Linked DNA regions of Mus musculus: regions 1, 3, 4, 5 and 6 are each linked to region 2. The links are chromatin loops, found by intact Hi-C in ENCODE. Cell type or tissue: left cerebral cortex. All regions are shown on one strand. Links, peaks and the distances in the headings refer to the core of each region. The heading gives the core; the rest is flanking DNA.

The links. Peaks named below come from ENCODE experiments on the same cell type or tissue, not always from the same donor. Only the 100,000 strongest peaks of a DNase experiment are listed, where the experiment ranks them.
Region 1: it touches region 2 in a loop (7-fold over the local background); 6 of 42 quality-filtered maps call a loop at or near these places.
Region 3: it touches region 2 in a loop (7-fold over the local background); 7 of 42 quality-filtered maps call a loop at or near these places.
Region 4: it touches region 2 in a loop (3-fold over the local background); 6 of 42 quality-filtered maps call a loop at or near these places.
Region 5: it touches region 2 in a loop (3-fold over the local background); 3 of 42 quality-filtered maps call a loop at or near these places.
Region 6: it touches region 2 in a loop (4-fold over the local background); 4 of 42 quality-filtered maps call a loop at or near these places.

What each region holds. Positions count from the first base shown.
Region 1 is chr12:50,109,485-50,114,841 of GRCm38, forward strand. It overlaps Gm40419 (a long non-coding RNA gene), which reads right to left. Exons shown (of 3, transcript XR_872736.2): 2 at 2,797-2,879. Among named protein-coding and RNA genes, the nearest start is that of Gm40418, 8.1 kb to the right of the region's middle. In left cerebral cortex, for the core only: a CTCF peak has its summit at 2,384; DNase peaks (open chromatin) are centred at 802, 1,641, 1,941, 2,035 and 5 more places; H3K4me3 peaks cover 1,066 bases; H3K27ac peaks cover 3,994 bases.
Region 2 is chr12:49,388,679-49,394,035 of GRCm38, forward strand. It overlaps 3110039M20Rik (RIKEN cDNA 3110039M20 gene), which reads left to right and starts at 974. Exons shown (of 3, transcript NR_026733.1): 1 at 974-1,261; 2 at 1,725-1,792. In left cerebral cortex, for the core only: CTCF peaks have their summits at 2,985 and 3,188; no DNase peak of the experiment used is centred there; H3K4me3 peaks cover 5,000 bases; H3K27ac peaks cover 5,000 bases.
Region 3 is chr12:49,949,386-49,954,742 of GRCm38, forward strand. No RefSeq gene overlaps it. Among named protein-coding and RNA genes, the nearest start is that of Gm40418, 170 kb to the right of the region's middle. In left cerebral cortex, for the core only: a CTCF peak has its summit at 2,577; DNase peaks (open chromatin) are centred at 441, 1,848, 2,586, 3,714 and 2 more places; H3K27ac peaks cover 4,445 bases.
Region 4 is chr12:49,736,865-49,742,221 of GRCm38, forward strand. No RefSeq gene overlaps it. Among named protein-coding and RNA genes, the nearest start is that of Gm25015, 160 kb to the left of the region's middle. In left cerebral cortex, for the core only: no CTCF peak of the experiment used is centred there; DNase peaks (open chromatin) are centred at 3,315, 3,645 and 4,630; H3K4me3 peaks cover 932 bases; H3K27ac peaks cover 1,282 bases.
Region 5 is chr12:50,279,756-50,285,112 of GRCm38, forward strand. No RefSeq gene overlaps it. Among named protein-coding and RNA genes, the nearest start is that of Gm34523, 60 kb to the left of the region's middle. In left cerebral cortex, for the core only: a CTCF peak has its summit at 2,096 (motif pointing left); a DNase peak (open chromatin) is centred at 2,092.
Region 6 is chr12:50,298,919-50,304,275 of GRCm38, forward strand. No RefSeq gene overlaps it. Among named protein-coding and RNA genes, the nearest start is that of Gm34523, 80 kb to the left of the region's middle. In left cerebral cortex, for the core only: a CTCF peak has its summit at 2,662 (motif pointing left); a DNase peak (open chromatin) is centred at 2,641.

The DNA.
Region 1 (5,357 bases), core at 169-5,168, 720 kb after region 2:
GAGTTATCTGCTCTAGCCATGCACTAAAAAGCAGTCATATGGGATCTCACTTCTACACCCTCCAACAGACAAAATCACAACCAAATCATGGAATGTAGACAGAAAATACAGGTGCCCCATCTGCAGCCTACCTATGATTATTACAGGGCTTAAAATTTTTAAAAATTATATCAGCAAAGCTCTATAGCATTGATAATTCAAAAGCTTGTAATAAAAATGAAGACCTGTGTGCATTTCGTGATCTAAGACTTTTTAGTGAGCATACCATTCTTCACATGCCCACTCTATAACTCAAACATATACAGACTCTAGTGAATTGATACAGTTACTCCTGATATAGGAGCCGAAATCTGCCAATGTACTTATCTTTCTAACTATAGCTAGAAATGTACAGTAGCACTCCCCTTGAAAGTTGTGCTATTAAAGACTTTGTAAGGCTACCATTGCTGTATTTACATAGCATGACATGAAGGGTGTAAGAAAGCAAGCAATCAGGAGCTTCAATCTGTGGCTCCAATATGTCTTAAAAATTTCCCTGTACTCCCATTATCCTGTGATTGTGTTCAGAGCTTGAAATTTTAAAATGAAAAAAAAAAATCCCTGATAGTAGCAATCACCATTTTTCCTGTAATCAAGCCCGTACTTCTCTCCATATTCTTTTGTTGAATTGCTTTTCTCTGTTTATTGTTGTTGCTAAACAAGGTGAGGCAACATTTTGCAACGATGACTTCTTTTACACTAACAAAATCTTAAATGCAGTTGCTGGTTTCTTTCCTGCTAGGTGCTATCAAATCCATCTTTGTATGGGAGGCACAGACCAAGATGAGTAAATTGCTCTTAGTAGGTAGTACTCTTTTCTTGACACTAGGAAGTAAATTGTCTAAGAGTTACACAAGGTTTTAGCTGCATGAGTCCCATTGATGTTAATGGGACTTACAAGGAAAACACCCCCCACTCTCAAGCAAAGCTGAGAAAAAAATAGAGTTAGTTTCTTTACGGTCTCCTCTATATTTTATGTTGCTAAGCCTGAAACGCACGCTCCTCACACACTTCTCAGTCCTCCCCTTTCTTTGACTATATCCTCCAAGATTATAAATCTTCAGCCTTTCTTTAATCATCTCTATAGACATGCTGTCAACACACACTGTTCTCAACATCATTTCCATAGTAGTGTAATTAAATGTCTCATTCTCTAATTCCCTAACGCCAAACCATGACTACTATTCAGTTATTGTACCTAGATTGGAAAACTTACTGTTGTGGTTTTAGTGAATTGTAATAAATGCGTTAGATCTAATAAATTCATTGTTTATAAATTATTATAATGTTAGTTGAATATTTTCTAGTCTTGCACAAATCTTAAATATAAAAATGACTAAATTATATATTTTTATTTTAAAATATCCATTAGTACTATTAGCCTCATTGTTATTTAAGCCTTGACTGCTTTTATCATTTCCTAAAAGTTTCATAGGGCACAAGAAGGAATAAGATCTTGGAAATCCATTGTAAGGCACTTATAACCACTTACGCATTGGTTACCGAAAGTGTTTCATAGAACAAATAATAAATAACGTTATTTGCTTCTGGCAGAGTGGGTTCATGATTCCATAATGTCTGGGGAATGAAGGACGTTCTTGTCCATATGATGGAGGCAGCAATACTACAATTGTCTGATGTCACCCTTAAATAATACATTCAAAACACACACACATACACACACACACACACACACACACACACACACACACACACATACACATACAAACATACACACACATTTTGGGTTTATACTAATTTTTTCTCTAGCGAGTTTTGATTGTGAAGAAAATCAAGCTAAGCTAGCTTTGAGCAAGATTTTTATGAGTGTTTGGTTCTGTATAGAGTTCACAAAAGGCCCAATCTTTGTGCCTACCACTTTATTTCATTACGGTGGCATTAATTACTAAGCAAGATGCCAAGTAATTGGCAAGGGAATGCTCCGTGCTTATTTATCTGGTACCTTTATCCTATGCTCCTGGCTTCTCTCCTTTACTGCACTTTTACAATAGATTACCAGGATAGGAACATAAAGAGCACAGAGTCTTTCCTTTGCACTTTTATAACTCAACTTACCTTGAATTCTTTGCCTAATTTCAAACCATACCAATCAGAAAGGATTTGCACTAAACTAACATGTTAGTCACCACCACATATACAAGGATCTAAAGTCTAAAACAAGAAAAGACTACAGACTTCTAAAAGCAAGTTATTTACCTCGCCAAACATTCCCAATTCATTCTTGTACCTATGGATTCATTACTTCTTGGAAGCTCTGTGGGAGCCTGCCATAAAGACCGAACACATCAAGCAAACATCCTGAAGTCTCAACACTAGGGGCATCTCAAAAAACATACCAGGATGTATTTTTCTCAATTTCTTTTTATTTGCCCCCAGCTATTATCAATTGCTACGGTTTTATCTCTATGTTGATCATGACAAAAGATATGTTTTTCATAAAATAACACATTTGGACATAATAACGAGAACCTTGGTTTCTATCTTCACGTTGCGGAATAGCACGACTCGTGCTGTATAGTCGCAGTTGGCTGTCCAAGGACCCTGATGCCAAATTGCTGAGGATATTCTTGTCGCTATGACAAATTGCTTGCTGGTGGGCTGTGCAGAGTGTTGTTCTGGCAGCATCGGAGTTGTCTACGTGTCTGTCACTTGGTTAGGCTGCTTCAATCTTAGGTGATTCCACCCCACTCCCCACCCCCTTTCCGGTTTCCTCAATACATTTTTTTTCAAACTTACCTTTGCTTCTCAGTGAATGGGGACTTTAACAGTCACTCGTAATGAGCCTATAGAAATGCCTTCCAAGCTCTCGGCACAGGTATCTGTAGGGTGAGAGAAGGATTTTTTTCACAGTACCATGCTTGTTTTCCATACAAACCTACAGGCTGCCATTACAGCCACCCACATTCCGGTTGGCAACACACTCATGCTCTGAGAGCTTTAATGAATCCAGACAAAATTGAACAGCACTTCTGACACGCCGGAAAACGGTGCATTTTAATGATATGTTGCAGGGTGATTTATTTCTTTAATCTGTAAAATATTAATGGGCAATATTTTTATTAACAGTTCGTTAAAAAAAGATTACCCTGCATTTTATCTGATTTTTTTGAAAACTAAAGATATTGCTTTGCAAACTTCTTATATGAAGTGTTCCTTACTAAGAGGACTTTAAAAAAATTACATAAAAAATGTAAATAAGTAGGCAATAGTCAGTAAACAAATTGGCCTGGAAACCACCTAAAGGCAATCCCAGTCATGTCTGTTGACTACCTAGGAAAGCATATAATTTAATGCTTCCAGATAATTTGAGGACAAAAATCTAACCAACTGACAGTTTTAGATAAATAATAAACAGTACTCCTATTTCATTACCGAGTTTTTAATTAAGTACAAATGTAAAGAGCTCTTAAGAACCATAAGGGATTGAGTATTTTTAAATTGTTTTCAAAAACTAAAAAGGACATGGCAAAAACGTTTTTGGTTTTTTTTTGGTTTTTTTTTTTTTAAAGCAGATATTTTTCTTAGTCCACAGAATGATAGTGAGGCTTCTCTCTGAGACATATTCTATAGTGTTGGTTTGTTATTTAAGAGTCTAGCATGTGTAAAAAAAAAACAGCTAATGGAGCTTTTCACAAAAGATAATATACATTGGAATAAAAGGAAATGAACAGGCTTTTAATCTTATGTGGAAAAATGTTTGTTTTTACTGCTTTTGAATATAAATGTACTCATTGCTCTTCTTGTTCAAACTGTAGCCCTGAATTAAGTGGACTTTAAAGCTCTTCTAAATACATTAAAGATATGAGATTTGTTTTCAAAGAACTATATTTATATTTCCGAATGTGGGGAGGCGGGAGGTGCTGGGATGTGGAGAGAATAAAAGCTATTTTAACAGCTCAACTCTCAGGGATAGAGGTGAAAATTTCAGGACAAGGTGAAGCTTGAATTATTTTTTTTTCATGCCTATTGATAGAATTTGTCAACTCTCTGGACTGCATGGGTATTTCCAAAGTGAAATGTATCAAATTATCTTTCCCTGATGTGTTTGTATTTAGCTATACTCTCTGAAGCTCTAGCAGCACACATTTCTGACACTTAGTAGCATCCAGTGTGAGGCTATTGATCCTAAAATTGCTAGGATTTTCTTAGAAGGCTGGTTGTTGGTTCTGGGCTGTTGTCACTGAAGTGGTTAAAGCTTTGTTTGTTTGTTTTGTCCTGAATGGCTCTTAATGGATTAAGCTTTAGGCTTTCACCAAAGCAGTAACTGATTGTTAAAGTAGCAAGGAGTAAACTAACCACAGGGTGTGGTGTGTGTGTGTGTGTGTGTGTGTGTGTGTGTGTGTGTGTGTGTGTGTGTTGCCAAGGTAAAATCAATTACTAACGCTTATGCTCTGAAACCAAGCTAGTACAATATGTGTTAAATAAGATATGTCTTATTACACATCTTTAACAAGTCTCTCTCTCTAACTGGCAAGAAATTATGCTAACCTGAAATCTCAACAAATTAACTCTACTTACTCAAGACTAATTGAATTGAGTTGACTATATCTGTAGCTACTGAAATAGATAATAGTACCTGTAGTTGCAAGATCACAAAGTACTATGAAAATAATGTGTCATTATGTTTTGAATGTAGAAATGCTTTTCATAATTTATCAACAATACTCAAATAGTGATTCTAATCCATTTAAACCTTCAAGGCTACCACTGGAATATTAAGTTATATATATATATATATATATATATATATATATATATATACATATATATATATACACATATATATATATATATATAAATATATAATGCCTTCATAATATTGTGCTGTGGTTTTGGACTCTCATAATTAGGTTTTGGCTTAAGTGGTATTAAATAAGGGATTAATGAGTTGACGAGTAAAGAAACACTCATATCTGGAGAAGCAGATGGAAATGCATTAATTTATGGTACTGTTTTATACAGTGCAGTGCCAGCTCTTCTATAGGAAGGACTTATTAATGTCTTGATATCAATATATAATGACTTTAAAATCTATGTCCTCAAATCACAAAGTGGTGTCCCTCTGGACAACTTCAGGAATGTATGTGTGATAAAAATGCTGCAGACTATGGTGTTCTTTCTAGATTTGTAAATGATTCCCAAGACTGCCTTTTGAGTACCCTCTGCCCATTGGTCACAGATGGTGCCTATCTCTGCCTAACTGACTTTTGATATTCTATACAAAGTGTGCAAGCCTCCTCTCCAATAAGCAAATCATGAACCTGAAAAGAAATATATTGAATAAAATACATATGACC
Region 2 (5,357 bases), core at 86-5,085:
ATAATTTTATAAAATGTTTATTTAAAATATAGAGAAATATAATTTCAATGGCAATATTTTTTGTACTTTCAAGTCCATAATGAAGTTGACTTTTTGTATTTATGGAACTAGATATTGGAGTACAAGTGTGCTTTAGCCCATGTCTAATTTACTAATATAGACGATGTGATTGGAAGTTTGTTTATTAGGCTTCCTAGACATAAGCAAGAATGAGTGTATATATATATATATATATATATAATTTGGTAGAGGCCTTTTTGAAGCCCAGTCTATGAACATATTTTATTTCATTAATTTTTATATGATTGACCCTCCCTCAGGATATCCTCTTTTAAAAATGACAATTTGCTATAGTATTGATACATTTAATTTTGCTTCAGACCTGTTACAGTGTTTTACTGTGTATTGTCACCAACTTTTTGCTGATTGCAGTAAGTTCAGTGCAGACAAACACTTCTAAAACTCTTTGGAGATTATTTTTGCGTAGACTTATATTGCTTAAAATGAAGTAAAGACTGACCTTTTTGAAAATGATCACGATTTAAAAATTAAAACTCCAAATTGTAATATTACAGATTTAGTATTTCAATTGACATAATTGGAAGTTAATGAAACTGTTAGTACATAAACACAAGGAAATGATTTAAAATGCAACAGACAGGGAATTTCTTCCAAATATTTTTTTCTGTAATTGCAATACTGGAAATCAAGTTAGTCTAAAACTGTTCTGTACAAGTGTCCTGATGATAGTGAAGGTAGTCTTCCCGTGTCTTCTATGGCTGGAATCATAGCAAGAGCAGAAAGGAAAAAAAATCTGTCCTGAAGTGTATTGATTATAATATGTATTCAAGTTGGTACATATTTCACCCCAAAGAGATGGGCACATAAAATATATTAGAAGTCTATATAAAATTTTGATTTTTACAACATGTATTTTCTACTTTGTCATTGAGGATTTTGCATGCATTGAAATAATTTTAATTTTGATAAATTAATTTTGTGAGTAGCTAATATAGTTGGTTCTTTTTAAGGCTAAAAGCCTGTTGGAGAATTAGGTTAACAAACGGTGACGGTGAAGATCATTGCAGGTTTCAGTGCTGGCTGAGATGGGTTGCTGAGGTTGTGTAACTGTGTCTAGAGGGGCGGGGTTCCTGTACATTCCTACTTCAGCAGATAACCCTGTCCCCAGCCATACTCCAGCTTCTCCCAGACAGACGGAAATCTCCAGAGGAAAATCTGCACAGCCCTTCTAAGAAGCAGGGTAGGTAAACATTGAGTTTTAAAATTTCCCCTCATTATACTTCTACTCAAGGCCGGATCCTGAAGTTACAAAAAGAGTAGTGGTCATCTAAATTCTCTTTAGCAACAATATGACTGAGTTCTTCCTACTGTAAGAGTTAAAGGGTGTTAGCGATCTTCCAGATAGCTGGAAAATCCATTTTCGATTTTTCTTTTGCTTCCAATTTCCCTCTTTTCTCTCACCCCAATTGCCCTGCTTTACCATTCCTCCAGGAACTCCTCCCCTAAGCTCCAATAGTTAAAACCAAGCTATCTTTTAGTTTCCAGCTCCTAAATTGGCCCTTTCCCCCACTCAGTTCTTGAAGACTTTGTCCAGGAAATGTAGGCCCAGGGGCGCTGGGCTGCGGAATATATGACGTAGTGTTATGTTTTGTCTTCCTCCCTCCCTCCCGATTTGGTGCCCCCACCCCACCCCCCAATCCAAGGTTCTGCTCGATGTTATCGGAAGGCTGCTGAGGACTTGAGAACTGTGAACACTCTCACCAGGAGATCGGTAAGTGAAAGTCTCCCTGCCGCACGTGGTGGTGGGTGGTTAGCGTGTCCCACAGGCTACTGTGGATGTACCCTTAAATCTAGACTCTTGGAGGCTTAAGTGTTCTTTTTTCCCACTTGGAAATTGTTCCAAGCGAGTAGATTCTCACAGCCATAGGTGGATGAATGCGTGATTTGTCCACGTGGGCAGAAATCATGGTGGCTGCCTAGGTAAAGAGGATTTAGATATTTCAAAGAAGGAAAAAAAGAAGATAAATTTATATGGAGAAGGCAATGGGATACTCTAGTATGTACAGAAGTGTAAGGTATTTCGTTTAATGGAGAAATTTCTGAATTTCATGGCTGCTTCAGAGAACAAGGAAATTTAATGTTCAAACCTGGGATCGTTGGCATAAAGACTTTTTTTTAATATCATTAAGAACCAATCTCTCTCTCTCTCTCTCTCTCTCTCTCTCTCTCTCTCTCTCTCTCTCTCTCTCTCTCTCTCCCTCTCTCTCTCTCTCATGCTTTCTTTTCTACTTTCACACTGGCATTGCCAGCCTCACCCAGTGCGGGCCCTCTTTCCTCAGTTCCTTTGGCTGCGACAAGCTATGGTCTCTACAGGACTAAGCGGATCTGGTGCAGGTCGAGTTCAGAGCCACTTGAGAGAAGGAGACTTCTTGGTCTCACAGAGGAGGAAAAAAAAATCGAGGGAAATGAGCACCGTTCTGGGCTTGACTTTGTCCCTGTTGGGAATAGCTCAGTTCCCGGCTTTGGAAATCTCAGGAAAATAATTGATTTTTAATGCACACTTAGGAGCCAGCGTTGTATGCTCCAGAGTCTGGCTGTCCCACGGTGGCTGCGAGCGCGCCAGACTCTGGCTGACTCCTCCCGAAGCTCCGGAGAGAGGCCGGGCTGCGGTGTCGGGATGGCCTGCCCTGGGACTATGGACTCGGACTGGCTTTGTCGAGGGCGCTGGGCTGGACTCCAAGTAGAGCGGCAGGACTCGGTCCGGAGTTGAGGTCTCGGGTTAGGGACTAACAACAGAACATGCTATTAGAACATGGACCAGGCAGTAGAGCTAGCTGGGGCTGCTCGGCTGCAAGGCCTGTTCTGGGCCCGCGTTCAGATAGCACTTGCGGGCCTCCCTGCCCAATGAGCCGCGCTGCTGGCGAGCAGCAACGCGAGGGCGCTCTAGCCCAGGACACCGCCGCCGCTTGGGGAACTGGTTTCCCAGAGCTGCGGACGCAGGCTCCCCTACCTTACCCTTCCTTCTTAGCCGTCTAAGATCCTTTCCCTACTTCTAAGAAGCTGTTAGTTAGTCTTTGTTTATGGGGTGCAGTTTCAGATCTCAGCACTCACCCGGTAGTTGGTAAAACTGATTTTTCAATAGTCTATCTCCTTCTGGTTTATTGCCCTCGCCTCTGTTATTCGGGTAGGAAATTTCCTGAACGCTAGGAGCAGCATGGAGTTAGGGAGACAAAAGCGGGCTGGGAAGCAGATTACCGCGGAAGCGCGGAGAATCGCTAGGAATCATCTTCCTTTTGGAAGAATTGAAGGGAAGAGATGAGAAATGCAGCGGGATGCTTCCACCTGCACCTCCCTCTTATAACAGTCAAGCATAGTTGTTAAGCTTCCACATCGCTGCTGCATCCTGGCCCTTTAGCAAAACTTAAAATAGGCGGAAATCCCGAGACCGTGATCTGAGAAGATACTTAAGATAATAACAAATAACTCAGAATTCTGCATGTAAGTCTGTAAGGAGAGATGGAATGGCCTACATCTTTTCCGGGTTTGTGGCCTAGAGCATTTCAGAGTCTTTGACATTGCGGAAAAGCCCTCACAGGAGGAAAGAGCATATAGCTCTTGGCGAAATTTGCAAACTTCGGGTGGCTACTAAAGAGCATGTTCAATAACTACACGTTTGGATATTCATTTTCCGGCTAAAGTTGAATTCTCCTATATTTATAGAATCCCGGGTTGAAATAGACACCTTCGTTTTCGTTCCTCCTCCTCATTTCCTGTTATTGCTTCCCTCTTTGTGTGCTTTAAGGAGCAAAGGTATCTTCCTGCTTAGGCAGATACTGTTTGTTTGTTTGTTTTAATTTGATTGAATAGGAAGACTGAAAACTGTAATGGGGTTAGAGCGAATTGTCTCTCGGTTGGTTCTTTCATTTTCTCATGACTCTGAAATTTAATGACCTAATCATTGTTGTTTGAAGTTAAATTATCTGTTAAATTAGCCCTAAACAATAACTGATGATATTTTTCCTTTGGGTCTGGTTGCCCCTGAATTCTTGGCTCTAGACGGGTATGGCAGGAGTCAAGAAAAATCCTTGATTGTGCAGTATTATAAAAATAATCAATTCACGGCTGATGTGCAATGATGTTATTTCTAAGTTGAGCATTATAAGTTGGAAATTCTTTTTCAAACTTGTGAATAAGGCTCATAGATGAAAAAATATGAACAGAATTCCCATTAGTATTCAGAAGCCAAATACACACCTCTGCCTGCTAAGAATTTCTCACAAACGAATAATTAGCTATATGGAAACTTTCAACATTGTTTTAGAGGTACATTCTAGAAATCTAAAGTATAGCTATTTTGTTGAGTCTGATATATGTTCGTTTTGCACTTATGGTACAAAATAGCCTTGAAGTAGTGCAGATTTTCCTCTTTTTTTCTTTCATAAAGCTTATGTAGTCTCAGGAGAGAGCGTGTTCATGCCTATTGGGGGATCAACACCTTTCTCCGTCGCTATATTACAGGTAGCCAAAGAATCTTTGAACCTAATAGAATTCCAGTATCTGAGGAAACTTTGATAATAGGAAGAACTATTGTGTTTGCTCTATTAAAATGTGCTGAATGAATAATTAGAGACTGGGATGAGTGTTGAAAAATTCAGAGCAAGAATAAGGTGGTAATTTTATTATTTAATACTTCAATAATTTCTATAATTAATAATGTGATTTTAAAAGCTGGCAATGTTTTCTTAGGAGAAAAAAAAGAGTACTTGGCCAACCTTATCAAAAATATTCTGGGAAAAATTAAGTAAAATCGAATAGAATTGTCAGTAGGTATTGCTCGTTTTTTGTTTTGTTTTGTTTTTTATTTATCTATTTCTATTCTGGGAAAAAATGTTAATTAAACATGGCAAACTCCGATTGCAGGTTGGAAGACTAAAATCGATCATTTCTGCATCAATAGTGTTATGTATTACTACATTGATTTGTGTTCATTTATGCAGAGGTTTCAGCTATTTTCTTCCCATATTTCAGTGTCTCCCTCTTTATTATTGTCCCACATTGCTTTTAATGCAGGAGCTTACTGTAGGAAGCGAAAACCCATCCATTCTAAGTACACCTCATAGTGGAGTCTGAGAGTGTGACCAGTTTACGAAATTGTTTATTCATCCTAGCTTTTTTAGTAATTAGGAACCCGCTTCTGCTTAAAGCCTCATGCTGCTTGAGAGCCTCCATTCTTTTCTTCACACATAGTATTGATGTGTTTCAATAACATAGGAAACATGATTTGGTGAGCTTAGGTTTAAATAGAGTGAAACTCACAAATAAGACATTGTTTTCCA
Region 3 (5,357 bases), core at 106-5,105, 560 kb after region 2:
TTCAATTCACACTTTGAAAAATATTAGAGGTTGGGAGGGGTGGAATTCTTTGTTGTGATTTTTTTCTTTTAAAAAGTAGGCAATCTGTATTTCACAGAGAGGTTATCCTCCAGTAACTGAATGGGAATATAGTGCTTTTGAGTTCTTTATTGATATGAGCTTCTTCCAGGGTATATTACTATCAACATTTTAAATTGGCCAACAAGATCTGGGAGCTTTGAAAACCTGGTTTCCAAAACACAATCTAAAGTTAAGAAGCAAATTTTAAAGAACAACCGTGATAATAATAGAGTGATGTTTCAAAGATAAGTTTCCCGTATGAGTGAGACAGATGGGCTGGTTGTGTATAGAGAGGAAAGGAATCTCAAACAGCAAGAACAGCCCAGTGTCTTCTCTTCAGTACCTATAGCCTGGCAAATATTGTGACATCATTAAGTTGAATTGCCTATTTCAGATGGGTCTGGAATGAGAATGGGCGAGTCAAGTCAAGTGTCACTCTAATATACAGGGAATTAATGGTCCAGTGTCACAATTTCTGATAATTACGTTTTACCAAAATATTTTGCTGTGCTTGTGTGCAGAACATTTCACTCTACAAGTCAACACCAACAGTGCAACACTGGACAGGGCCTCTTCATAGCTTCTGTTAAGGGAGAATATGGTCTTGAGGAGATCAATCACTGACAGGTTTCTATTTCTCAGTAAAGTCTATTGCTGCCTAACCATCAAGGGATGAACATGGGTTGAGAATGACATCTAAGGAAAAGTACCATATCAAAGACATGGAGCACGGAAGACTGAAAGGCCACTGACAAGCAAGCGAGTGAACTGATTTTTCAAATAAAAGAAATAAATATACCAATTAGTCTCATAATGCTATTTGCAGAATCTAAAAACACAATGGAAGATAAAGATTAGATACAGAGAGTCTTTGTTTTTCAATGCTTTGGCTTGTTTCACAAGCTATCTACACTCAGACAAATTTATTTATTTATTTATGAAGTTGGGATATACCAGGACTCATTATTTTCCCAATTTCAAAATAATTTTGGAATAAATAAATTCCCCAAAGTTCTTTTTCATGGCCAAGTTATTTAAATGAGTTCTGTTCATAATTTGTCATTTTATTTACGGGCCAAATTCCATAATTTTTATGAAAATGAACAATATTTAGTCTTCACAAGTTTGGAAGAGATAGAATTCTCAGTTTTAATTTCTCAGTGAATATTCTTTCTCTTTTTCTGTGACCTCAGGGAGGTTCTATTTTGCCCTTGGTCACCCTTGAACGGTGGAGTGTGTAGTCATCATTTGTTTGGAATAAAGCTGTTGAATGTGGTGGAGTTTACTTGTTATTAATTGTGGCTGCTTCATTTTGTTTAACAAGGCACTCTGATTCTTCCACTGTCTACCTAAAGGGGAAAAGCTACATATTTGAAATGTAAATCTATCCAGAATTTAGTGGGCGTTGAGAACATGCTGGGACACTTGAAGGGACAACTGAGTCCTCATAGAAATTACTTTGAATGATGACTGTGGTGGCAAATGTTGACAATCATAGCCTGGGGTGGGGAGTGTTAAGACAGAATAACAGGTCAAAGCCAGGCTGGGCTATATAACATGATATCTTGCCTTAAAATCTTATTTCTAGCAAAATTTATCATTTTGAGATGAAAAAGTTAAAGGGGAAATGCTCAGTGTTCAGCAGTGTTCGCCTTGAAGATCGTACAGTTGCCTCTTTAAATGAAATGATTTTTTTCCTAGCCCTGCAGACTACAGGTTTCCCAAGCCACGGATTGTGGCATGCGAGTGTTCCCGATAAGGAATGAGGTTCTTTTTTAAAACTCTCAAATATTCATCTTCCACATCATGTAACTCACATTCTTAAAAAATGACTGAAGACTTTTCTTGTTTCCATGTGGTTCCTGCTTTCTAAATTCTGTTGCTTGTTTTCTCCTTGGAGTTCTAAATGTTGCTTTAACATCTTTAGGTGTGATATAGATAGATTTAGAGTGATGCAGTTAGCAAGTCTCTAGCTGTAGCTTTAAAATACATTTGAAAGCCTTCTTTTGGAAGAAAACAAGCACTCTCAGAGGAAAGTTACACTTTATTTTGGAAGCATCTCTTGCAACTTTTCTTCCCAAAGGTGTTGAATTTACTATGATTATTAACACGTGTAATTAATTCTATCTAAGCTTTTCCCTGTACAGTATGTCAATAGTAGTGTGTCCTTTGAACACCATGAATACTAAAAAATTTTTCAAGAGATATTTAGATCTATTTACTGAATCAAACACACTTGAGTGATTGAGACACCGTCTTTTTACATAATGCTTACACCATACAATGAGCTTGGGCACAGTTTGCCTCTAAGTTCTACTATGTAACCACAGTCCTGCATTCATCTCAACCCTGCTCTGGTGAATTTTTTCCCTCCAAATAATTATAACTGAAGAAAGAAATCAGCATACGCATAATTTTAGCAATTTATAACAGGAAAAGTGGCTTCTACTTATTTGAAGTTAAAGTTGTGTATTCAATTATTGTTAGCAAGCACTCCACCTACTGGCTCATATGCTGCCAAGCAAGCAATCCGTGATGCAAGGCAAGTCCCCAGTAGCAAAAGATACTTTCAGCTCTGTGGCATGAATAGAACTGCAGCTTCCTGATTCCCAGCCAGGGTCAGTGGTGAGTTGCCTTGCTGCTTGTCAGGGTTAGCAGAGTTCTTAATATTAGCACGGTGCGACTGACAAGTGAACTGTGAAGGAGCTGCTCAAGGGCAGCTCCCAGGGTAGGATGGTTCACTGGGAGATGGATTTTGTAATCATAACAACGGGAAACTACCCTACAGAGTGTCACACTGATATTTCTTTTCTTGATTCAGAGTCTATGTCATCCAGGCTGGCTTAGAATTTAAGATCCTCCTGCCTCAGCATCTCTAATTCAAAAATCACAGGCATGTACCAACATGTCCAGCTTCAAAATACTTTCTTTATAGTTATCTAGATAAAATATACATGTATACAAATATAGAGGCCAAGTGCCTTTGTATAAAACTGTTTTTAAATGAGATATTTAGTTTCACAGTGGGTGAGAATTATAGACTTGCATAGCAGTGTTTCCTTTCCACCAACATGCCATTTTGAATGATACAGTATTGCTGTAGCAATGGAGAAACATAAAGCTCAAAATTGTCTTTAACCATTGACCCCCAGCCTCATGAACTTTTTAGCTGAGCCGTTATCATAACGACAAATTATATGACAGACAAAGAGAAATTATTATTAGGTATTATAATGAAATCAAGAGAAATTGAACCAGCTTTGTCCCAAAATGTCAACATAAGTTATAAATCATCACCCTCTGCCCACCCCACCCACCAATGTCCATCTTGACATCTCTTTGGAAGGACAATTTACTGTGTAATTGTTACCTCTGTGCACATATTATGTTATGATTGAATGTAGCAATAAACATTAAAGCAATTAACGTGAAATAATGCAAGAGCAAGTCAAGGCTCGTGGGCTAGATATAAAGGCAAAGCATTGGGGATACTGAAAACAGTCCTGATGGGATATGAGCTGGAGATGATCTTCCCAATTCTGTCGCAGGGTGTTATATCGAGTAGAGCTGTAAAAAAAAAATGCTGAAAGGGGAATGTTTCACTCTAAGAAATGTTTCTTGGAGTCAGTCGTATTTTACCATCGGCTTCCCATCCTCTCCAGGATGAAGGAAGAACTATCATATGCTACTAATAGCAAAGGAAGGTCTCTTGACTCCTGAAAGTCTTGAAGTTTGTATTTAAACTGGAACACAATATGGCATCAAGGAATAAAACCTTTTTTGCACTAACGAATTCGTATGCACTGATACTGGAAGCGCTTTGTAACAGCTCAATCGAACTGCACCCCAGATGCATGGATGTCTCTTTTGGCTTTGCAAGGAAAGTTTTCACGGTTATTTGAGGGTGGGGGTGGGAGTAATCAGTTGCATTAAGCATTTACCCTGCAAAACAGAGACTGAAGAATCTTAACACATGACGACACAACAGAATTTACCTGACCCTTCCAAGCTAAGGAAAACAAGACAGAAGGTCCTCTAGAGAGGCGGTATCATATATATGTTCGGAGCCTGTGCTACCCATATGCTCAATAGGACTGTTGTATCTCAAAGTTATAATAATTTGCAACGAGGTGCCAGAACCAATTATTAAATATCATATGATCCAACAGAGATGAAATAAAAATATACAGGGTCGATTTTACTGGCTTTGACTATTATAAGGCATTTTAAATGCTCTGAATTTACAGTTTAACTTGAGGGTTGTATTAGCGACATCCTTATGCTAGGAGTTTGTTCCCAGCTGAATATCATAAGCTAAATGCAGATGGCATATTTTTCCAAGGACAAAAGGAGTTTTGGCCTTACCCTCTTTTTTTTTTTTTTTAATTTGTATATCAACTCAGGAAAAGGAGACATGCTATTATGTTATTCTCTACTAATGTAAACCTTTATTCAAAAGCGCAAATGACAGCCAAAAGTACAATTCAAGTGAGAAAAAGGTAGTGTGTGATAGTACCACACAGAACGATACAGTCTCGGCCAAATTGCTGCCTATAGTGTAGAAAAAAAGAGGCACAGGCTTCACTGTCAACAATTGTTTATTTACCGTGATATCCTTAAATATGGATGTGTGGATGCTACATATATAGGTTCTGGTGTCAAGCTAAGGTTAGAGGCTTCCCCATGTTTTCTGTGACTCTTCCCTCCCTGAAATACAGGAGCAGTGGAATGAAGGTTTCCTTCCAGGAAAGCCGGGCATTTGGAATACAGGATTATTTCTGCTATTATTATTTCAAAAGCACTTGTCACACCCCAAGATAGTTCCACCTTGGCTAGACATTGCTGGAATGAAACAATCTCTGAAGAGATTTCCCCTTGAATCAAAGTCCAAGGTAAGCTCTCTAGCCATCCAGAGAGTACTGTATCTGCTGAATTCTCAACATGGTCACTTTGTAGATCACAGCTCACCTTCCTTGGGGCCCAAGAGTACAGTAACTGCAGGGGTGGTTTGTCTATATATTTTTATAGAATGTGCCTGTTGATACAAGAAAAACAAGATGGGACTCTTGTAAAGCAACCCCATCCTTTACTGAACGTTTAATGCAGGCTTCTAGAAAGAAAAGCACAAACATTCTACTTTTCCAACGCCAGACTTCTGTGTCCACTCCCAATCTTCTCTAGGGAGATGGGAGCTTCGATCTCTGTCAGGGAATGTACCCACTTACTTCCGATTTTTTTTCCACTCTCGTGTCTCAGTTTCCTTCCTGTCTCCCGAAAATGAAATTTATTTTGGCCAC
Region 4 (5,357 bases), core at 241-5,240, 350 kb after region 2:
ACACACACACACACACACACACAATCACATATGCACATACGCTGTCTTAGCTAGTGGAGCAACAACATGAACATTTTCAAACAGTTAACATTTTTAAGGACACATACAAAAATGCTTTGGTGAGTTGCATAAGCATGGGGAGACAGAAATTTCATTTAAAAATCATTTGAATCTATTATGAAAATGACAGTTACAATTCTAAAATCCTGTACTTAAAATATCTGGGCAGACATATTTTGTGTGTTTGTTGCTTTATAAGAACTCACAGTATATTAGGACAAATAAAATGATACGTAAGAGGCTCTGGCAAATTTCCAAGGAGTGCACTCATAAACAGCCGCAAACAGGAAGCCTTCAGTACCAAGACATGTATTTCCTTACCATATGGTCCCAGCCCTTCAGCAAGAATGTGTTCCTTTCTCAAAACAAAACAGCAGCAGCAACAACAAAGCATCTCTTCCTTGTTAATGGTAGGGCAGACCTTTTTATAAATTCACACTGGCTGTTTGTCATAAATCCTGGTCACTGGAACGGAAGTCTTCTTACAGATGTAGGAAATACTGGGTACACTCTGAGAGTCTGGAGCCAGACCGGCTATAGTTATTAGCTCTAACATTTCATATCTTGCATAGTCAATTAACTTCTCTGTGTCTCATTTTCTTTATCTTCAAAATGGAGACACTATTTTCTATAAGACAGAGTTCATGTGGGACCATTAAGTAAATTATATGCAGCTTTTGTTGTTATCTCTAACATCCACCTATTCACGATTTTCCAAACAACAAATCAGTCTTATAATTGCAAGCCTTCATATTGGGCAATTTGAGTCCTATATACGGCTTATAAAGGCATTGATACTATTAAAGTTTTGAATGCTAAAATGTCATGTAGATACTATTTATTCTTTTCTTTTTTCTGTTCTGAAATACTCTCAATCAAACATTCAGTTTCTAGGAAAATAGTAACATACCCTGTTAATTAACTAATGTGTTTTTCTCATGTGATATTGGTGCAATGCAAAGGCCATCTTCTAGAGCCCTCCATAGCACTATTGTAGCTTCACAGTCTGCTTAGGAACAAAAAGGCAAAGCATCTTGAGAAGAAGACAACAGGAAAAGAAAGATGTGGAAAATCAGAGACTTGGTAGTTAGAGAGAAGCGGTCTTCCAATAAAAGCTACAAAGATGTAAAGACAGCTTCCGTCTCTTTTTAATATCTACAGTACTCTCCTCCAAGTAGTGGAAGAAAAAGATCCAGTCATGTAAAGGTCATAGTAATTTGGAGTGTGTCTCCCTTTCCCTGGCATGTATAGGTAGAGTGTTCTTGACCCTGCACTGTAAAAGCCAGGAATCTCACCTCTGATCACTAATACAATGCTTCGGCTGAACTGCTTTCCTCTCAACTTGTATGTTAACTCTCTGTCTAGGAACTCTGACTGTGATCAAGTTAAAGTAATTCCATCGAAGGGAGCTTGGATGTAATCAGACTAATGTCCTTACATAAGGAAAGTTAGAAATACTTGGACGTTTGTGCACAGGCAGAGCCTACATGAGGGCACCATGAGGAGTTAGCCATCAGAAAGTCTTTGAAAGAGGCCTCAGCAAACAACAAAAAACTTCTCTGTGACCTTAAACTTGTAGCCTACAGAAAATACATGGTGACATTTACTATGCAAATTTTAGGAAACAAACACAACATGTTTTTTTTGTTTGTTTGTTTTTGTTTGTCTGTTTGTTTTGTTTTGTTTTGTTTGATTCAGCAAAGCCAAACTATTGGCCCCTTCCTTCACAATTGGCCCAATCTTGCCTATTGATGTTCATAGTGTTGCTTAATATGTCCATCAATCTGACCTTTACAACGTAGTTAACTTATCTTCTCCAGAAGATTCTCCAGTTGGATTAATCTTATGGCACCTGCCTTTTGTAAAAGTAAACTGCATATCCATATTACTCTAGGACTCTGTTTTGTTGAGGTTGTTGCAATTATACATGATCTAGTTATTGATCAGCCTCTGATGTCAGGAAGTGTTCATCTGTCTATGGGATAACCCACCCCTGTTCTGCTAGAGGCCACTAAAAGGGGGAAACACACTTTTGTCTGACACTCGTGTACTCTATAACTAAGTTTACATTAGTCCTTATGTGAACAGAAATACAAAAGAATCATAATCTTAACTGGTCTCCTTAAGAAAACAAGTCACAGTTTTAAGTTCTGAGGTAGTGATCAACAGTTACATTTACGTTATTAAAAATCTTTTGCACATTTATCCATAATAATTTTTAATTTTGGAATAAGTGACAGTGGAAATTATATTCAAATTACCATTCTTTGTCCCCCCATCCCCCAGCTAAGTTTATTAATATCAAAGATTTCTATTCATTCTATGTAAATTTACTGAAGTCTGTTAAATCTCCTGATTACTGACATTTTAGAGTTTTCTACACTTTTTGTCTCTCTTTTGACAAATCACACACATATCTTCAGGGACTCTTATTACAGAGCTAAGTACATTGTCTGACAAAAGTTACAGAATTTTAATAGATAAATGACAAATTTTAACAAAGAGTTCTAGTCAGTTAATTTTGAAATCATTTACTGTATGTATGGGAAACTGGCAGAAGTGATTTGATGAGGTGCAGGTTTTCTACACTTAATAAGAGAAATTTTTCAGTAGATGTGCTCTGTAAGATAAATCTATTTGATGGATTTATTACAAAAATAAATCTCCTAATAAAAATAGCCCTTCTTGCTTTTCGTTAGGTTCTTTCCCCCAGGATAAGGTAAACAATGCCATCAGTTATTTGGATCTAATTTTTCTAAAATTTAGATCGTTGCCTCAGTGTTAAGAATAAATCCAGAAAGGTTAAGTTCAGTTGGAAAAAGCTGAAGCAACTCCATTGCTGTAAAATCACGGATATCTTAGGCTAGAAAAATAAACAGGTGTTATGGTTTAAATATACACTTCTCAGTAGCTACATTTGTCTTTAAATACTTGGTTCACACGCCGTGGTCTGCCTGTGTTAGGGGGACAGTACACATGTGAAGGGGCATGTGTGATCACTGCATGATCCGTTCCCTGCAGGTGCTGGGAAAGGTCAAACAGGGAAACTCATCATCACAGAGTGAAGTGATTTTCTTCTTTATCAGCTCCTGAAGTAAACAGGCTGATGAGCACAACCCAGCCGCACTCACCCGCATGACATCATAGGCAATCACAGCTAAGTGTTTCTATATGTCAAAGCCTGAAGAGTCACTACCAGATTGTTGCCTGATTGGTACAAAAACTCAAAATGGTATTTCCTTGGTAATTAGTTAGTCAGAGATTATTTTGCAAGATTCTGGGCTCTGTGGGGGCTGGTCAAAGATAGGGAGCCCTGAGCCAAGGCTACAGTTTGCCAGCTCAGAAAATGAGCAGGCTGTGTTGCGAGCAGAGCGGCAGCATTATTTGAACGTGTATCGGTTAAGGAGTGAAAAAAATTTTAAAAAACAAAAATTTAAAGCAGACTTTTTTTTCTTTTATTTTAAGATCAGAAGTTTCATATCACATTCTTTGGAAAGAGAAGATTGCAAGTATGTGGTACTTAATCTTTGTTCATAATATATGCCCGGCCGTGTTCAAGACATTTTTCAAACCCATTTTCTCCCAGGCTCCCGTTCCGCTGCCAGGCTCCATCTCCTGCCAGTGAAGCAGCAGAGTTTAGGATACTGTGTCCTCACGGAAGATTCACCTCCCGAGTTTTCTAACCCAAGACATTTAAGTGGGAATCTGGGCCCAATCTGCTGTATTTTAGATTGCAGCAAAGGACTCAGAAACCCTGCTGCTACAGACCCTTTCCTAGGGGCAGCAGCCAATACTTTGGAAATTGGGTATTTTCTTTTCTTTTCTCTTTCAAGAAAAAGAATGCATAGTTTAACACTGTTTCAGATGATATTTTTTAAAAAGAGTTAGGTACTTTCCTGGAAAGGTAAATATTTTATGAACAATTATATTACAACCTCATTATATCAGGTATAAAATTTATCTAAAAAAATCAAACGAAAAAGGACAGAGGATTAAACATCCAGTAGTTTAAGATACTATTTCTAGTCACAGATTTCAGTATTAAGCATTACTGTGTACATGTGAACCATGACAACTTGGACATATTTTTATTTTTATAACAATATGTGGAAGAACATTTTGGGAAATCTTAGCAGTTGAGTTGTAGGTCACTTTAAATGTTGTAAATAAAATTTTGATTTCAAATCAATATCCATATTTAACTAGATTCTGAAATATAGGCAACTAAACAAGAATACAGTGACACAATTTGTATACAAATATACAAGTATTTAAGCACCACATCTATATTTCTATAAAAAAATAAGGCAGGCTAAGCCACGTTTCTGCTCATAAATTTCCACTGCTACAGGAAGTAACTCATCACAATTGAAGTACTTTCATAACCTTACCCTAACTGAAGGTTACAGCAGAGTGCTTGAGTATCATTATATTTTTTCTCAACAATAGTCTTTTTAAATACATAGATTTTCCACCTAACAGCAAGTTCCCCAGTTTCTCAGAGTCTAAGAGTAGCTTTCAGTAGTCTGAACTTTCCATTGATCTGAGCCATGTTTAGCTTCAATCTATCCCTGCACATGACTGGGGAAAGAGATGGTCTATCAGATTTTTTTTCTTGTACCTTCAAGGCTCTCTCAGAGTGAGAAAAGTTTTCAACTCTAAGCAGGGTCAGGATTTAACCCTTGTTTGGGTTTCATTGTGACAGCAGAGGAAGAAGGTTCTTGCTTTCATAAAGAAAGGGGTCAAGATGTAGAGGGAAATCTACACAATTCAGATAGGGTTGAGCAATACAAATTTTCTGCCTCAAGAAATCCAATGAAAAGTCACAGAAAGTTGAAAGCTTGGAGCAAGAATGGACTAAGATCATGGCAGGACTGGACTCAGGTTAAGTGGATAACAACAGGAGATGTAGGTAAGGTAGGGGGGAATGGAGAGAACATTCTATAAGCTTGGCAAGAATAGAAAGGATGGGACTGCTACCCTTTAATACTGGATTCTAGACTTGAACTCTAAGAAAGATCTCATGTTTACAAGTTGGAGAGAAAGGACAAATGATGATATTTCCAAACATATATTTTGAATTAGTATATAACTTGAATTAATGAAAAATATACTAAGAACTCAAATAACAAAAAATGTCATTTCCTCCAAGTAAATCATTTTTAATTCTTTAAAATTAATTACCAACCAAGTGTAATAAAATATGGTATCCTGCCGGGCGTGGTGGCACATGCCTTTAATCGCAGCACTCGGGAGGCAGAGGCAGGTGGATTTCTAAGTTCCAGGCCAGCCTGGTC
Region 5 (5,357 bases), core at 134-5,133, 890 kb after region 2:
TACTACCATTTTCTTTTCATTGTTTGCATTCTAGTCTTTCTTTTTACATTAACTTACTTCTCTAGAGTCTAGTTTTCCTATTCATGAAATACGGTTTTGGGGGGCGGGGTAAAAATCATGACCTTAGTTAGCTAAACTGCATTATGCTGCAGTAATAATTTAACCCCTACTGATCAGTGATCACTCCCTGTACTTTAGGTTTCACATGGATCAAATACTGGTCTGCTCTGATTCCAGTGCATTATGGTGTGCTGAGACAGTTCAGCTGAGAAAGGCCTTGTTATAATGAGGTGCCACTGTCTCAGTACCAGGTTTCAAGAGCAGCGTGGTAGGAGGTGGTACTGATGAGGATAGCTTGTAGCTTTTAATTGTCTGGGCCTGAAAATGACATCTATCACTCCAACCACCTCTAATTAGTCAGAAGTGTCCTCATGTTCAAACTGATTGCAAGTATGTATGAAAATGCAAAAGGCGTGTATTGTACTTTGTGATCATCTCTGTAGCTACCACAGTCTTAACATTTCCAACGAGGATGTTAAAGTCTATGGTCCTTTAAATATAAACTCCGAAGTTTGTGGACTACCTTTTATTCATCAGGGAAATTATACATGCTAAAATTTGCTACCTAGAATAGTTCACTGATGCAAATAACGTCATTTTAATTTTATAGATAAGAAAACCTTTTTTTTTTTTCTTTTAGTATGTATTGGAGTTGAGCTCTGGATCCAGGACTTTTAAACTCAACAGTTTTGATGGCTCATCTTCTCTCACTGTCTTCTATGGTATTGCATGATAGCAATGGCTTGTGAAAGCTGAGGCTGCCACGTAAGTATGAGAACAAATCTGAAGGATGTTTTGATTATATTGAAATGCCTAAAGGAAATTGTGTGCTTTTCCCTAATAAGATGGCAGGTTATCTAAAATGCTTCCTTTCTGTACATTTGACTGAAATTATATAAAATGATTATCTAATGTTTACTAAACATTCTGATAGCTGGTTTCTGCTTGTTTGATCCATTAAGAAGAGAACTTTGCACACTATTAGATAAGTTGGGTAAATGGTATGGGGCTCCTTCCTTATGTGTAGGGTCTCATTCTGTTAACCTGGATGGATTCCAGGAGTCCTTAGGATAGCTGCCTATATCTTCACCTGCTTTGTTCTTGCAGATAAACACGGAAACAGTGCCACCTTGACTCTCCTGATGCTTTGCTCACCTTGTACCAGCTTTGCCATTACTTGAAAATCTCAAGTGACTGGACAAAGTTACCCGTGGAATCTGAAAATTTAACAGAAATCACTGCAACAAGAAAGTTACGTAATTAACAATCTCTGAAAATTCTCTCTTGTCCTGACATCTCTAAATTTACCCTTGATATGAGACGCTTTTCTATATTCATCTACAATGCTCCCTGACTATCTACCGCAGGCCCAAGGCCACTTGAGAGCTGGCATAGTGAAGATGAATCTATTAGGAAATTCAGGGTTACCTGCTTCAAGTAAAACTGTTAAGTAATGGTTTCTATTTTCCTCCTTGTGTGCCAAATTACTTTCTCTCTACCAGTTTACTTTACCTCCTTCCTAATATGACCGAGCCTTTCATTATTTGTTATGATGTTTGTGCTTGTGTTGTCTAAATGGCACCTGCTTTCAAAATACTTAGGAATATTAATTACCTTGTTTTTCCACACAAAGATAGAACTGTGTTTTAATATGCAATAACCTTTTACTAGTTGTAATATGACTTCTTTTATATATCTGTTGTATAATAGAATATAAGCAAACACAAGAAACAAATTGTGGGTGCATGATTTAGATAATGCTATTTTTAGGGTCTCAATATTTGGGGATATTGAGCTGCTGACATCTAAAATCTATAAATATGTACAACTCTTCGTTTGACAGAAATTTCTGAAAACTAAGCCAATTTCCTAAAGCAGAAATGGTACAAATTCTGTTATAAAATTTAGAGACATCCCTCTGATAATTTTTCTTAATTATTCTTAGACTGTACATGTTAGAAATGTTTTCTAGTGTTCTCAAATACAGAAAAAAATGCAATGAGTTAATCCATAAATGCCCTCTTGTGACAATATCCAAGAATGCAGCTGCCTTTTCTCTATTTATTGTGGTCTTATTTTTTTAGGGATAATTTTATATATCCATACTACATCAATTTCAGCAAGGGAAAAGGTAGACTTTATCTTGTCTGGTAAATTTAACTTATTTTGTTTTTAATAAGGTGTATGTCATCTTAAAACTTAGGCACAGAAACTGGTGGCATCATCCTTTCTTTTGCTGACCAAGGAAAGAAAAGCCACAGAGTTCTTCTTGTACTCTGCTCTTTCTCTGCTTTGGTACAGATGACTGTCAGCCAGAGATATCGAAGGATATGGTTTTCAGACTTTTCTTGAGAACTTCCTTGGCTACAGAGCTATATTTCTCAAAATGATAGTTAAAGACATCAGATACAAGGAGTTTGCAGTAATCATTCCTTCACAGTTTAGATTATATAATTTCTGTCATAACTTTGGAGTTCATGGAAGTAACTGTTCTAATGTACACTTTAAAAGAAAACAGTTAAAGGATTTGCCTGAAATTCAAAGATTGACTGTGTGTGTGTGTGTGTGTGTGTGTGTGTGTGTGTGAGAGAGAGAGAGAGAGAGAGAGAGAGAGAGACCCAGTAGCTAACATAAAACTTTGTCAAAGGATTTAAACAAATATGCATTCAGAAGTCAGATGGTGACAAAGACAGTCAAAGAAATCTGATATCTATCTCTTTTATTTTTAATTTTTTTATTAGATATTTTCTTCATATACATTTCAAATGCTATCCCAAAAGTCCCCTATACCCCCCCCTCCAGCCCTGCTCCTCTACCTACTCACTCCCACTTCTTGGCCCTGCCATTCCCCTGTACTGAGGCATATAAAGTTTGCAAGACCAAGCAGCCTCTCTTCCCAATGATGGCCGACTAGGCCATCTTCTGCTACATATGCAGCTAGAGACACAAGCTCTGGGGGTACTGGTTAGTTCATATTGTTGTTCCACCTATAAGGTTGCAAAACCCTTCAGTGCTTGGGTACTTTCTCTAGCTCCTACATTGGGGGCCCTCTGTTCCATCATATAGATGACTGTGAGCATCCACTTCTGTATTTGCCAGGCACTGGCAAAGCCTCACAGGAGACAGCTATATCAGGGTCCTTTCAGCAAAATCTTGCTGGCGTATGCAATAGTGTCTGCATTTGGTAGCTGATTATGGGATGGATCCCCAGGTGGGGTAGTCTCTGGATGGTCCATCCTTTCCTCTTAGCTCCGGACTTTGTCTTTGCAACTCCTTCCATGGATATTTTATTCCCTATTCTAGGGAGGAATGAAGTATCCATGATTTGGTCTTCCTTCTTGATTTTTTTGTGTTATGGAAGTTGTATCTTGGGTATTCTAGGTTTCTGGGCTAATATCCACTTATCAATGAGTGCATATCAAGTGACTTCTTTTGTGATTGGGTTACCTCACTTAGTTTTTTTGTTTGTTTGCTTTTTTTTTTTTTTTTGGTTTTACGAGACAGGATTTTTCTGTATAGGTCTGCCTGTCCTGGAACTCACTTTGTAGACCAGGCTTGAACTCAGAAATCCGCCTGCCTCTGCCTCCCAAATGCTGGGATTAAAGGCGTGTGCCACCATGCCCGGCCTTGATATCTACTTCTTAAAATGTAAAACTAAAACTTCTTTTTTGTTTGAAGTTTAAAGTATATGACTATAGTTTCAAAACACAGGTTGAATTTTGAAAACTATTTTTTCCAAGATTTAGTCAGGAGACACAAGTGACAAGACTTCTTCATAAAATAATAGACACAGAATGTTGAAATTAGCCAAAGAAAATAGTAACCAATATGACTGAGTTTGGATTGCTTTTCCTGTGTTACTTTTTTAAGAGTAGAATATTAATCTCTCTCTCTCTCTCTCTCTCTCTCTCTCTCTCTCTCTCTCTGTGTGTGTGTGTGTGTGTGTGTGTGTGTGTGTGTGTGTGGTGTGTGGTGTGTGTGTGTATACACATGTGCATTCATGCATACCACATACTCATGCATGACTGCCTAGGTGTATGTAGTTCCAAATGTACTTTAAGTGCCAGCACAGTACAGAAGTTGGCATTGAATCCCCTGAAATTGAAGGTATAGGTAGCTGGGTGCTGCCTCATGGCAATCCAACCTGGGTCCTCTGCAAATGCAGCTAATGCTTTGAATGGCCAAGCAAGCTATCTCTCTGAACTCAGCCATTAGCTAATAAAGAAAAGTATTAAAAATACTTTTTCCTAAATAGTAACATCAGAGTTTTAAGGAAATTAACAAGCTCTTTTTAAAAAACAAAACAAAACAAAACAACCCTTTGATTTTACTTAAGATGGGGTCTTACATCTCAAGCTAGACGTAAATTCACTTTGTAGCCAAAACTCCTGATCTCGTGGCCTCTGTTGCCCAACTGTTAAAATTAAAACTTATCTATTTGTAGAGGAATTTTAATCCAGCAACATGGCTGCTCTGGCAAGGGATCACATCCAAAAACCATATCGAGCTATATGATCCTGCTGGAATCCAGACAAGCCCTTAGTACAAATCCCTAACAGTTGGTTTTTGTTCAGTGCAGTGCAGTTCAGTCAGTTGAGAGTGTTGACAGTGGAACTGAGTTGAATTCATTTTGTGCAGAGAGAGAGAGAGAGAGAGGGAGAGAGAGAGAGAGAGAGAGAGAGAGAGAGAGAGAGAGAGAGAGAGAGAGAGAGAGAGAGATTACTGTGAGTTTTACAGAGACAGGTCACAGATAAAGACAGAAAAAGTCAGCAAAATGAGAAGGAGCCAGAAGATTAAAACAGATTGCCAGAGTTAGTTTGAAGCCAAGCAGAGCAATTCAATCAGAAACCAAGAGAAGTCAGTTTGAATCAATCAGCTTAGAGAGGAGTTTGGACCAGAACAGCTGAATTGAACCAGGCATACAGAGTTCAGAAAAAGCTAGAAAGGGTAAGTTTACTCAGCAGTAAGTCTCCAAGATGGCAATTACATCATGTCAATAAAAGTTACTTTTACATCTAATTTTTTATGGCATTGGTAATCAAACCCAAAATCTTGTGAATGTTAGGCTTGCATCATCATACAGGACGCATCACCCACAAGATTCACAAAATTTATATGTAAGGCCTGGGAAGATGGCACCAATTAAGAGCACTTGTTCCTCTTGCAGAGCAGCTTGCTTTTGTTTATTATATCCACATGATATCTCACAAGTGTCTGTAATCTGGTTCCAGTGTATCTGACCCCAGTAGGTAACAGGCATGCTTTCAGCATGCACATGCACACACACACACACACAC
Region 6 (5,357 bases), core at 75-5,074, 910 kb after region 2:
AGTTCTTTAGTATAAAGTGGGAAAACAAATTGGGCTTATGGAAAGAGAGTGTGAAAAGAGAGCAGCTAAGAGATGGCCCAGGAACTCTTTCCATCACAGAATGCCAAGAAGGGAGGAAAGGTAAGGAAGATGGCTTTGAAACAGCATCTTGAGAGAGGAGTATATTGGAGGGGAGAAAACAAAGAAGGAACAACTTGGAATTTGGCCAATGAGTCCTAGACAAGAGTCTTGCTTTACATCACAGCCCAAAATAGGAGAACGGGATAAGACAAACTAATAGGACCAGTCTCCTTTCCTCAGGAGAGGTATCCCTGTGAATAGGAGGCTTTCACCACTGGCTTGAGCACACCTTGATGAATTCCTTGTCTGATCGCTCCCTTACGGTGACTACAAAAAGTTCTACCTGAGACAGTCTCTACTTGTTATTTTTCTCACCTTCAACCAAAGTACTCGCACTTTGGGTATGCTCAGTGGAAGAGAGGATGTCTTCCTGAGACTCACACTGAAGGTCTGAAAGGCGCTCTGAGAGATGAACAGCTGAAACCAGAGGTGAAAAGATGGAGCTGATTGGCACATTGTCCTCAATCCGGAGAGTGCCAGTGTTTCTCAATGACAAAAAGAAAATGTATCCATCTAATAAGATAGCTCAGTGAACAAAGACATCTGCTCCAAGTCTAAAATCCGCAGAGCCCATATAGTGGAAGAGGAAAATCAACTTCTACAAGTTATCCTCTGACATCCTCAACCCTGTTATGAGCATAAGCATCTCTCACAGACACCCAAGAGAGCTCATACCCAAGCTCACATGAAGGCTGTCACAAAGGAAACAAAAAATGAAAATCAGTAAATACACGTAAAAGAAAACAAGGGCTATGTCTTTTGACTTTATATTATCTATAAAAGCCATCTTTACATAAGACAGGTGAGAGAAACAAGTATGGATTTCTCACAGACAAAGTCTAGTAGCTAGGTTCCCCCCTCAAAAAAAAATATTCAAGAGGTGGCAGAGATGCCCAGTTCACCTGAATATTTTTTTTGAGATGTAGCTGTTTATACTGCAATTTCTCATCTTTTACATGTATACACAGTAGCAACAAGAAGGTAGCAATTATACTAATTAACTCAGAATGCTCACAACACTCTTTAAGTTGTAATGTTAGCCATCATTACTCAAAAATCTACTCTTCATAGAGTTGTGCTCTAATTCCTTGAGCTTTGCTTCCTTCCTGTGTATGCCAAGTTCCAAGCACTGACTGCTGCTTCCCCAGGGCTTTCAAAGAGTCCTGTCACTTCCTTCTCTATCCTATCTCCTCAGAACGCCATTCTAATTTCTGCTGTTGCCCATGCTTTCTATTCCTAATACAACTAATTGGACTGCTTGGTCTTTCTCTACTCTCAGTTCAGGTCTTAAAACAATTGAAGGTATTTATATAACTGTTTTTCATGAAGTCCAGAAGAATTAGTTCTAAAGAGGTCGACCTAGGAGTTAAAGAGAGATGAACCTAGGAGTCACAGGAAAAAAAAAATAGGACTCTGCACTTCTTTTGTGTGTCTACTGCTCTTCATGACTTGGTCACATCATCTCTCTCCTCTGCTGGAAGCAGCTGGACTCAGTATCTCACTCTAGATGCCTGCTATCTGCAGCTACTGTCTGGGTTTGGGTGCCCTGAAAGGCACTCCTCATGCCTGTAGCTTCCATCTCAGCAAAGAGAAGAGCCATGAGCCTAAGAAGTTCTTATACCAAAGTTTGATCTGTTTAGTGCAGTTCCTTTAAAAGATTATGAAATAACAACTCTATAAAACATAAGGACCATTTCTTTGGAGATGGAGGCAAACGAGAAAACATAGAAAAAAGAAACTAGGATTAGTTTACTCTATCCAAGGTAAAGAAAACTAGGCAAATTGTAAATAAGTTTTTGGTTTGTAAGTTCAATAACTGATATTAAGGAGACAAAAGGAGAAAATAAATTTAAAAAGCAGAAACCCTGGCTTCTTTCATGGTAGTAATATACTCAACTGTGTAATTTATTTATGCCCTTGACATAATGTCCTGTGTTTAACCTTAAAAATAACAGTTAAGTCATGAGAGCAAGGGGGAAGAGAGCATTCACATACCAATTTCCCAGTTGAAACCATTCAAACACACTATGGCAACGAGCTTCAACACAAACTTAATGCGGAGAGTGTTTACTTCGATTGTTAAAAATATCCCAATGATGTATCGGCTCTGACAACGGAGGCATTTGATTCAGAGTATTGTTTCTCTTAAAGTCCTTTCTCTTGACATGAAAATATTTGAGTTGGTTCATTTTCATGCCTTTCAATTTACTCATATTTTATTACTTTATTCCCATGGAGACTTAAGAGTCTCATTGTGCTGATTCCAGCAAGTTGGGTATTTAATGAATGAAGGGCAAAAAATAAAAAATAAAAAAAACAAAAACAAAAAAAAAATTTCAGTGCCCCCCCCCTTCCAATAAAAGTTATGTGATTAGAGAAGAGTGAGTCTGGTCCCTGCCATCTGCATCTCTGCAAGGCACTCCTCATGACTGGAGTTTCCAGCTCAGAAATCCTGGTTTTACTCTGTGTGGCCTTGCAGAGGGTCCTGAAGTGTTAATGTAGGACACACAAATTATTTTGTTAGGCTGCCATCTGCTGGAGTCAGGAAATCAAGGACTTAAACATTAGAAGCTATTTGATTCCTATAACTTCTTATCTTTTCTAATTTCACTTGTCGTGTAGACTATTTTCAAATGACCACATGATCTGTAACTTTTAAGCAGTCCAGTAAGACAATATGAAATATAACTTTATCTGTAACATAAAAATACAGACCCAAGCAGAGTTTTGTCACACTGGCTTGTGACCTCTCTTAGGTCCTTTCAGTTTTTAGTTTCTATGATTTCCTTAACTTAAAAAAAAAAAAAAGTGCTACTAAATTCTCCATGTTATAAAAGCAAGTTATTTTTTTACATTCATAATGATAAGAATTCCAACACAAAATGACTTGTTTTTTTAATAAGGGCTAAATTCATTTTCCCTGTGATAGCTAAGACAGGCACAAGTTGTTGCCTCTCGCCAAAGCAAGCTTATCAGAATAGTTCTTGCCACTCATGATCAGCTTTGATGCTTTTTTTTCTTGTTTTTTTCCCCAGCCTAATTTATTTAAGAGGTTGCAGAAAACGACTACTCTCAGCTTTTTTTTTTTTTTTTAATCTTTTATCATTCCGTAGCTGAGCGAAGTAACTCTGGCCCTTTAGGCTTTTTCTTTATCTGTAAATTGCAGATGATAGCCCTCATCTCATAGAGACAACAGGTTATCCTGAATTTTAAGCCCTTATACAAAGCCAAAGGAAGAGTACCTGTAACATGACAGACACATAGTACTACTTAGATATTTTATTGTAATTATTCCATTGTATGTTAAAGATCAAAAATACCTAAATGAGAATGAACTTACAGAAGACAAGTTTATTTATTCCATATCTTTAGCTAGTCAAAAGGATGAGCAGGCATCTAAGCTCATCTGGGACTCTTGGCTGTGTCACATCATCGTAGAAGCACAGGCATGAGGATATTGCAAAACAGCAAGCCAAAGAGAAGCTGAAATTACATCGTCATTTCCTAGACACACAGGCATTTGACCCCAGGTTTTCTCACTGCACCTCACTTCTTAAATTTCCATCACCTTCCACATAGTCAGCCTGGGGACTGAGTTTCCATACTGTGCCTTTGGAGAGCTGCACTCAGACCATAGGGCCATTATTGAAAAATGTCAAGGAATACAGTTTCAAATTAATTAGAGAATATAGCTTTATAGTAACAATGGAAATTCTTAATTTACCCTCCATTTGGGGATGTAAAATATATACATATGTTTATATTTAGGGAAAGAGAGGCAGAATCAATTTATTTTTCTTTTCCTCTGTGGTTGATTAAAAGATAAATCCCCCATTGGATGCTCAGTTTCCAGTTGGTGGCACTGGTTGAGATGGCTTAGGAGGTGTGGCCATGTTGAAGGAAGTGTGCTATCAAAGGTGGGCACTGAGAACTTAAGGACTTGCACCATTTATAGTTCTTTCTCTTGCTTTGTCCTTGTGTTTCCAGATGTAAACTTCCTGATTCTGCCTCCATGCCTTTGGTCTGCCATCATGAACTCTAACCCTCTGGAATCATAGGCACAAATAAACTCTTCTATACATTGTCTTGGTCATTGTATTTTATCACAGCCATGGGAAAATAACTAATATTTTCCTCCCTCCTATGAATGCTTAACTGTCTTGAAATAGATGTTACAACATCCTTGAGATAGATGTTACAACATCTAGTTTGTCTTCTCTACCTTCATTTCTCAATGTTCAAGGCATAATGAAATTTCTAGATGCCAGAACAAGCCATATTTCCATGCTGCAGAACTCTACATGCTCTTTGCCCCTTTCTCTCTCTGGAGTACTATCTGCTGCCTACAAGAGTAAATTAGATTTCTAAGTAGTGCATATCTTTCCCCATTTTAAGGTTACCATCATGAGCCTTCTCATTTATTAATTATATCTATATCTATATCCATATCTATTTATCTAGATCAGTAACAACAGTCTAGTATTTATAATAAAAATGGATATGATTGGTAGAGTTATATTTTGGTGGGAAATTATTTATACTTTCTATGTTGGCATGAGATAAATATTTTTATCTTCATAATCACCATAATCTTATGATTAAAAGTGATCATAAAAGATGCAAGCAAAATAATTCATTCAATAAATAGCTAATGAGGTCTATTCTGTGCCAAGCAGTTTTCTAGGCCATTAGCAAACCAGACAAAGTTTCTTGACCTCATTGAGTTTAATCAGCTGTGTGTTTTTACTCAAATTTTCACGATTCTATTGAGGGCATCAGAAAAGAAACCAAGAAGAGGCAGGTACTCACAGGCTGGAGTTCACAACATGGGAGCACATCCTCTCTCTGCCTGTACAAGCAATAAAAAAAAAAAAAAGACTGATTAGAAAAGTCCACAAGGAAGCTCTGTGACAGAAGTTTTACCCTTCCTCAAGAATGTTCAGTCAGCATACAATGTCTCCTTAAGAGGCAGATGTAATGAAATTGGTCCCACCTCTGTTCATTCTTTTGCTGTTCCTTCCCTATTTGAGAAACCAGAGAATGGAATCCACATAATTTGGCCTTCTGATACACATATTGAGAGCCCAAAACAGCAGAGCAGGTTTGTAAGTATAAATGGAAAATGTCCAGCACCAATTCTAATTACAACCTTTAAATTATCATTATGTTTTAGACTCTGATTTTCTCCTAAGTACTGAATGTTCTTTCAAATAATTGACAGATTATGTGCTGCACAT